Linked DNA regions of Homo sapiens: region 2 is linked to region 1. A link is a contact called in ENCODE Hi-C or POLR2A ChIA-PET data. All regions are on one chromosome and are shown on one strand. The core of a region is the stretch at or near the end of the contact, and the rest is flanking DNA. Distances in the headings are between cores, read along the strand shown. Region 1 overlaps ACSM6 (acyl-CoA synthetase medium chain family member 6). Region 2 overlaps PDLIM1 (PDZ and LIM domain 1).

Region 1 (4,016 bases), core at 633-3,132:
TAGGGAGTGTAAGGAATGAAGTTATACTTCATTTGACAAATTAAAAAATATCTCTTTCATCTTCCCCCTTTGTGTGGGTCCTCTTCTCCTTTCTCACCTGAATTAAAAAAATAAACCCTCTAATGAGGTATAGTTGACATGCAAAAAGCTATACATATTTAATGTATACAACTTGATGAGTTTGAAGATAAGTAAACACCCATGGAACTGTCACCACAATCTATGCCATAAACCTATTCATCACCTTCAAAAGTTTCCTCCCACCCTCTTATTATTATTATTATTTTGGTAATAAGAACACTTAATATATCTCCTTAGCAAGATTTTAAGTATGTAATACAGTGTTGTTAACTGTTGGCATTATGCTGTACAGTAGATCTCTAGTAGTTACTGTCTGTGTAGCTGAAATTTTGTACCCCTTGGTGGATACCTTCCTGTTTTCTCCTCTCCACCAGCTCCTGGCAACCACCAATTCACTTTCCAGATCTATGAGTTAGACTTTTTTTTTTTTTTTTTGAGACAGATCTTGCTGTGTCACCCAGGCTGGAGTGCAGTGGTGTGATCTCTGCTCACTACAACCTGCACCTCCCGCGTTCAAGTGATTCTCCTGCCTCAGCCTCCTGAGTAGCTGGGATTACAGTCATATGCCACCATGCCTGGCTAATTTTTTTATTTTTAGTAGAGATGGGGTTTTGCCATGTTGGCCAGGCTGGTCTCGAACTCCTGGCCTCAAGTGATCTGCCCACCTTGGCCTCCCAAAGTGCTGGGATTACGGGTGTAAGCCACCTTGCCCAGCCAAGATTGTTTTCTTAATTTCCTTTTTGATAATTTATTGTAGTGTATAGAAACACAACTGATTTTTGTGTATTGATCTTGTATCCTGAAACTTTGTTAAATTTGTTTATCCTAATTTTTTTGGTTAATCTTTAGACTTTTCTTTATACCATATGTAGAAATATAATTTTCTGCACATCTATAAGATCATGTAATCTGCAAACAGAGATAATCTTACTTCTTCCTTTCTGATTTGAATACTTCTTTTTTCCTTTTATTTTCTACTTACTCTGGCTAGGAATTATAATACTATGTTGGATAGAAGTGGTGAGAATGTGTATCATTTCCTTGTTCCAGATATGAGAGAAAAGCTTTCAGTTTTTGACCATTGAGTATGATGTTAGTTAGCTATGTGCTTTTTATATATGGCCTTTATTGTGTTGAGGTAAGTTCCTTCTCTACCCAATTTCTTGAGAATTTTTATCATCAAAAGGTGTTGAATCTTGTGGAATGCTTTTGCTGTGTCTTTTGAGATTATCATGTCATCTTTGTCCCTCATTCTGGTAGAATGCATCTGTGAAGGCATTTGGTGCTGGGCTTTTCTTTGTTGGAAGGTTTTTGATTACTAATTTAATCTCTTTGTTAGTTATTGGTATGTTCTGACTTTTTAATTCTTTATGATTCAGTCTTGGTAGGTTGTATGTTTTTAGGACTTTATCCATTTTTTCTAAGTGGTCTATTTTGTTGACATATAATTTTTTTCCTTTCTTTTTTTTTGAGATGGAGTTTTGCTCTTGTCACCCAGGCTGGAGTGCAGTGGCATGATCTTGGCTCCCTGCAACCCCCGCCTGCTGAGTTCAAGGGATTCTCCTGCCTCAGCCTGCTGAGTAGCTGAGATTACAGGCATCTGCCATCACACCCGGCTAATTTTTGTATTTTTGTAAAGACGGGGTTTCACCATGTTGGCCAGGATGGTCTTGAACTCTTGACCTCAAGTGATCCACTGGCCTCGGCCTCCGAAAGTGCTGGGATTTCAGGCATGCACCACCACACCTGGCTTTGTTGACATATAATTATTCATAGGGATTCTATAGGGATTCTTCACATTTCTATGGCATGAGTTGGAGTTTCTCCTCTTTCACTTCTGATTTTATTTCTTTGTGTATTTTTCTCATTTGTTTTTCTTAGTTCTAAGGTTTGTTGATTTTGTAGGAAGATTTTTTTTCTAAGAAAATCCTAAGGAACATTTTATTTTTCAATTTCATTTATTTCATTTTTGTTTATACTTTAGTATGCAAGGAACATTTTAATTTTTTCTTATTTTTTGAGAGGAAAATTACATGCTCATTTTATTCATGTCTCTAAATGCAAAGGCCCAAACAAATAAAAATTAAGAAATTAAATCCAAGAAAATAAAAAGAAAGAAATGCAACGAAAATTTAACATTTGAAAATATTTTTAATTAACTCTATTAATAGAGAAAAACTATTTTACCTTTTTAATAGGATCAGAAAACACATTTAATATAATGTAGTACCTATTCATGATTACTGGAAAAAACAAACATATAAACCTCAATGTATTAGGTTAACTTCCACATCCTGTTAAATAATATGTAGTGAAACTGGATAGGCAAACAAAAAACAAAAAATAGAACTCTACAGTAAACATTATCTTTAACAAAATTGGGTCAATTTCAGAATGATACAATAGTTAAAGTAAATACTAATATTTGTTTCATTCAGGTTGAGAACTTACTATTTCCTTTTGACCAATGTTAAAAAAAGGCGAGATAGGCGTGAAAGCAAAGGACTATCTTAAAATGAATAATGGTAATTTCATAAGTGCTGCTAATTTGAGTCTGCTTTTATGTAATAAAATCCTAGACACAGCATTTGCCCTACCATCTTAGTATTGCTTCCTATGCCCATACTGTGAATTCAGCTACATCATTTGGGAATCACATTACAGTATTTATAATAATCGACACCCGAGCAGCTGACTAGTGGCTTAGACTTCCCACTTTAGTATATTTTTAGTTCAAGTACAGAATGCTTATTATGGTGCATTCAAAATAGTTGTCTTTATTTTGCACATATCTTTTTAATAGCAATTTTTTTTATTCGATTTCTCCATATTTGAAACTTGAACTACATTAAAGGGATATTCTGCAAAATTGTCAGCATCTCCTTCCCTCATTCCTGTGTCTGGGCTTTGTATTCCAAAAGGATATTGAGGTGGAAATAAAAGCAATAATGTGAGATTATCCTTGGGGTGAATTTAGAGAATGGTGGACTTTCCTCATTGCCTACCTTTATGTCAGAAATTTAGATAAACAACTGTAAGAGCTCACTTAATAATATCTGTCATAATCATTACTATGATCTCCTACCTGGACAATATAAGGTGGCAATGGCTTCCCCAGAGAGCTTGGCTTCAATTTTATTGTTTTGGAAGTGGCACAGAGTAGACCCTGTTCAAAGAAATGCAGACAAGTTTTTCTTTAAAAAAGCAATAAATTAATGGATCTAGTTATTGATCATAACCAGACATTATGTGCCTCCTAACAGAACAACATTACACAGTCTAACAAGTAATCTTGATTAAAAAAAAATCAAGCAGGAGTGTGACTAAATTAACCTCTAGGTCAATTTACAGGAAATGCAGGGGAACAGAAGAACATGTAAACCATACTGCAATTAGCAAAATCCAGGCTGTGAAATATTCAAAAGAACCAACAACTCAGTTTTTTAAAATAACAAATTCAAGGAAAAAAGAAGGTAATGAGGAAATTCATAGATTAAAAGATACACAAAAGTCTTACCAACTAGCCACAATGTGTGTGCTTAATTGGAACAAATGGTAGCAAGAAAACATGCATGACTTAGATGATGGATGAAAATGTCAGTGGTAGATATTTGTTAATAAAAGGCAATTACTGTTAACTTTCAGGTATAATTGGAGAATATGTTTGTTTTTTAGTGCCTTTTTTTTAAATATACTAAAGCTATTTATGAGAAAATATTGTTTTTGGGATTGTAGAGGAGTAATGATAAAACAGGATTAGGTAATAATTGATGAAATGGGCAGTGGATGCATGGGAATTCAAATACAGTTTTGTCTATTTTTGTCTTTTGAGATTTTCAATAATAAATGTCTCAAAAATAAGTAATTGTTGGCTGCTGAGAAATACTTCAGCATACATGCAGGGCACCCCAAAGAGGGCACAGAGGTCTACCTTG
Region 2 (4,376 bases), core at 1,851-4,350, 43 kb before region 1:
TAAATTTACCATAAATGTTAAATTTTAATTGTTAAATTTTAATTTTTACATATTTTATAACACACAAGGAATGATTTCGTTTTAACTTGGTCTATCTGAAATCCTCATTTTCATGTAAATAAGGTAATTATGTAAATTTCAGTTATAGTTTTCATTTGTAGTATATTTGAATTTTCATTTTAAATCTGTAGTTACCTGTATTAATCTTTTGAAGGTAGTTCTCTTCAGATTACAAAAATTCTCAAATACTTTAAACCCTTGTATTTTTCTTGTGATTCTAGTAATGCTTTATTACTGTAAGAAAAACTTCTCACCCATCATTTTTCCAGTCTTTTACTTCCAGCCATTCTAAAGTAGAGGATAAATGAGTAAGAGCAGAGTTCATCTATAATAAAAAGATCTGTTGGTTCATGTAATGCCAACCAACACCCCAGCTTATCTGAGGTCAGCATAGTTACACACCTAGTTTGTACTTCCTCATTATTGAGTTTCCTTGGAGACTGATAAATACAAAGCCCAAACAATTACATCATCCCTTCTAAAAGGCAAGCCCTGAATCTGCCTGCTTTCTGGAAAGACCAGTCAGTATTCAGATGAGGGTAGAGATATTCCTTTTATGTACAAACCAGATGCATTCTTGAAAGATTCTTTAGAAAGTGAAATCATCCGAATTTTCAACCTGAATTTTCCATTGACTTCCATTCTAATTGGAAATGTGTTTCGGTGGAGGGAGAAGGGAACAGACCCTGGTTGAATATGTGCCACGAGCCAGGCACTGTACTTGACACTCTAGTAACTCACACAAATCCTTGTAAAGAAGGCTTTATCTTCTTCATTTTAAAGATGAAAAATGGGCTTAGAGGGGTATTCCTTGCCAAACAGGAAATTGCAGGGAAAAATTGAGCCAAGGCGGAAAAATAAAGACCCTTCCTTGGGGCTCTGCATCCTCTGCTGCTCCTAGGAATTGCCATGGTGATGGAGAGAAGAAGAAAGAATGACCATCCTGGCTGCGGCACATGTAGGCAAGGGTACCAGGCCACCCATCTGTAAATCTCTGTCTTCATGACCATAGCCTTTAATTACTATATATTATTTATTTGGGTAGCTGTGCCATAAAATTTACTTAACTACTCTTTGATAACTGCTGAAGTTTTGTGTTGTTTTTTATTTTTTGTTATTTATTTTTATTTTTTATTTGTGAGATGGAGTCTTGCTCTGTCACCCAGGCTGGAGTGCAATGGTGCAGTCTTGGCTCACTGCAACCTCTGCCTCCTGAGTTCAAGTGATTTTCTTGCCTCAGCCTCTGAGTAGCTGGGATTACAGGCAGGTGCCACCACGCCTAGCTAATTTTTATATTTTAGTAGAAACGAGGTTTCACCATGTTGGCCAGGCTGGTCTTGAATTCCTGAACTCAGGTGATCCTCTTGCGTTGGCTTTCCAAAGTGCTGCGATTACAGGAATGAGCCACCGTGCCTGGCCTGTTTTGTTTTTTTAGGGATGAGAGTCTAGCTCTGTCACCCAGGCTGATGTGCAGTGGCACGATATGGCACACTGCATCCTCCATCTCATGGGCTTACATGATCCTCCTGCCTCAGCCCTCTCAAGTAGCTGGGACTACAGGCTACTTGACTGTCTAACTTTTTTTTACGGATGGGGTCTTACTATGTTGCCCAGGCTGGTTTCGAACTCCTAGGCTCAAGCAATCCTCCTGATTTGGACTCCCAAAGTGTTGGGATTACAGGCGTGAGCCACTGCACCCAGCCAAAAGAGAAATCTTTTTTTTTTTTTTTTTTTTTTTTTTTGACAGAGTTCCACTCTCGTTGCCCAGGCTGGGGTGCAATGGTACAATCTCGGCTCACCGCAACCTCTGCCTCCTGGGTTCAAGAGATTCTCCTGCCTCAGCCTCCCGAGTAGCTGGGATTACAGGCATGCGCCACCATGTCTGGCTAATTTTTGTATTTTTAGTAGAGATGAGGTTTCTCCATGTTGGTCAGGCTGGTCTTGAACTCCGGACCTCAGGTGATCCGCCCGCCTCGGCCTCCCAAAGTGCTGGGATTACAGGCGTGAGCCACCACGCTCGGCCCAAAAGAGAAGTCTTAAACATAAAAATATTTTCAGGTTGTTTTCTTTTATTTTAAATTAGGTACTCAATAAAGCTTTTAGTTTTCATGATTTTTTTTTTTTAAGAAAGCATAAAAGACTTGAATATTTAACAAAAAAGGAGAGAAAAAAGGAAGTGCAACAGATGACAGGAACTCTTTTGGAGGCAGCTGTTCTGGGCCTGGGTGTTTTAAGAAAGAGACTAGAGTTCAGGAAGATTTTTCTGGAAAACACAGACACTAAGACACATTTTGAGTTCAGCTGGCTGCACAGAGCATGCATCACCTAGAAGCCATGGGTTGTCCAGACACCCATATAGAAAGGACCTTGCTGATTGGGCTATCAGAAAAGCTGTGATGCTGGCAGGAGGGAAAGAAAAAGTAGAAAAGCTGTAGTTTTAGAAAACAGGAATGTTAATTTCCAAAGTGGCTTTGCGGGTTTGTAAAGGAGCTCTGAGATGTTGTAGCTGTAGTAATTATTCACCTGACTCTTAACAAGTCTAGGGTGGGGGTGGAGGGAACTTTCTCAAATTACAGAAAGAGGGGAATGAGAACACAAGGAACTCAAAAGTCCTTTTCTGCAGCTCTGCTGGGTACCGCCCCTGTAACAGGTATCCCCGACCTTCTATCTGATTAGCCTTGTCTTTCTCCCAGAAGAAACAATAGATCCTTAATTTCCTTTACCCTTGCTCTGCAGGAGACTGAGACCATCTCTGCCTAGTCAGCAGCTGCTTCCCCTGTGACACCACACCCTCTTACCTTGCTTGTCTAACTTGCTCACTTATGGAGAATTTATCTCCACCTTTTATCATCTCCTGCTTTTGCACTGACCAAAGTGACTGCATATTTCTCTTCACCTAGTGCTTTAATCTCTTTGGTATGTGCCCTGAAAGCGTGTTTTAGCTCTGACTTGAATCTTACAGCCCAAAGCATCAAGGGCTGTCCTGCCCGAGGGTGCCTTAGAGGGCAGGCTTTGCTGGGCCTCAAGGAAGAATCAGAAGGTAGAGATGATTCAGGGGGTGTGAACTCGCACAGGTGCCCATTGTGGGAAACTTCCCCAGTCATTGCCCGTGTGTCTCAGTGGGTGTGTCAGTGTCCCTCAGCTAAAGTTTGGGTTGAACTAGGGCCATCTTAGCAGCTGGAACACCTCTCCCTGGCGCTCAGCCTGCACTGCCCATCAAGGGGTTTGCATTGGATGCCCCCCTTGATTTCTCCTCTGATCCCTGCCTGCAGGAGGTCCTGCACATAGGAAGCGCCCACAACCGAAGTGCCATGCCCTTTACCGCCTCGCCTGCCTCCAGCACTACTGCCAGGGTCATCACAAACCAGTACAACAACCCAGCTGGCCTCTACTCTTCTGAAAATATCTCCAACTTCAACAATGCCCTGGAGTCAAAGACTGCTGCCAGCGGGGTGGAGGCGAACAGCAGACCGTAAGTAGCCCAGGAGTCCTCCTCTGAGCCGCTCCTGGGAGGGGCTTTTCACATCAGGACCAGGGCTGCCCAGGCAGGTGCAAGAGCCACTACTCCAGGGAGAAAAATGACTACATTAGCAGAACACTTCTGTGTTCATTTTCTTCATCTACACAAAGGGGACAATACCTCCTGCTTTATAGGGTGTCTGTAAAAGTAAGAATTAATACGTAAAATGCCCAGCATTGTGTTAAGCACAAACAAATCACTTAATCCTCCAGAACTGTTTTTATTTGTGTTTTGATTTCTGTGGTCATCATCTTCTAATTGAACATAGTCCTTCCTTGACAGGCCTGCTGCTTCCCGAGAAATTCTTCAGTATTATTAGTCGGGGAGTGTTTGAGGGAATCTAGAGTAGCCTGTGCTTATGTCCACCATCTGAACTAAGCAAGGGAGAAATACTTCATGCTGCATAGTTTTGGTGAAGCAGTGTTTGCTTTTTCCCTAGAGTGGACCAGAGGTCATGAAAGAAGAGAGGTCCCTGAGGATATAAATGCTTGTCCTAGGAATAGGTTCTGATCTGGGGACAGAGGCAGGCTTAACTGGGGGAGAGGTAGGGCTGCAGGTGGAAAGGGGAGAGGTGTCTGAGGAAGTGCCTTGCTGGGGACTGAGGAGGCATGTCCTCTTCTGTCACAGATCATCTGGCTGCAGCTGCCTTTGAGTCTTTTTTTTTTTTTTTTGAGACAAGCTTTCGCTCTGTCACCCAGGCTGGAGTACAGTGGTTTGATCACAGCTCACTGCAGCCTCGACCTCCTGGGTTCAAGTGATCCTCCCACCTCAGCCTCCTGAGTAGCTGGTACTACAG

Evidence for each region. Hi-C counts contacts between places; a loop is a spot of excess contacts on that map. ChIA-PET counts read pairs that join two places held with the same protein, here RNA polymerase II (POLR2A). Pooled maps may share reads with other maps.
Region 2: a map of PC-9 shows a loop between it and region 1 (6-fold over the local background). The contact joins two enhancer-like sites. A Hi-C loop is called at or near these places in 3 of 168 maps with a recorded cell type or tissue (PC-9, mammary epithelial cell and tibial artery) and 4 of 50 pooled maps. POLR2A ChIA-PET finds 5 or more read pairs at or near these places in 7 of 52 experiments (AG04450, BJ, H1 and 3 more).

The regions. Positions count from the first base shown.
Region 1 is chr10:95,219,122-95,223,137 of GRCh38, reverse strand. It overlaps ACSM6 (acyl-CoA synthetase medium chain family member 6), which reads right to left. Exons shown (of 11, transcript NM_207321.3): 9 at 3,167-3,247. The region is part of intron 3 of LOC107984257 (a long non-coding RNA gene); the gene reads left to right. Among named protein-coding and RNA genes, the nearest start is that of ACSM6, 27 kb to the right of the region's middle. Within about 2 kb of position 1,882, at least 2 of the 41 ENCODE cell types and tissues checked have a DNase peak (open chromatin) inside an H3K27ac peak, as active enhancers do; they include PC-9, where a contact is called at or near this core.
Region 2 is chr10:95,263,020-95,267,395 of GRCh38, reverse strand. PDLIM1 (PDZ and LIM domain 1) reads left to right here. Exons shown (of 7, transcript NM_020992.4): 4 at 3,333-3,532. Among named protein-coding and RNA genes, the nearest start is that of PDLIM1, 26 kb to the left of the region's middle. RefSeq lists an enhancer at 2,311-3,086. Within about 2 kb of position 3,100, at least 4 of the 41 ENCODE cell types and tissues checked have a DNase peak (open chromatin) inside an H3K27ac peak, as active enhancers do; they include PC-9, where a contact is called at or near this core.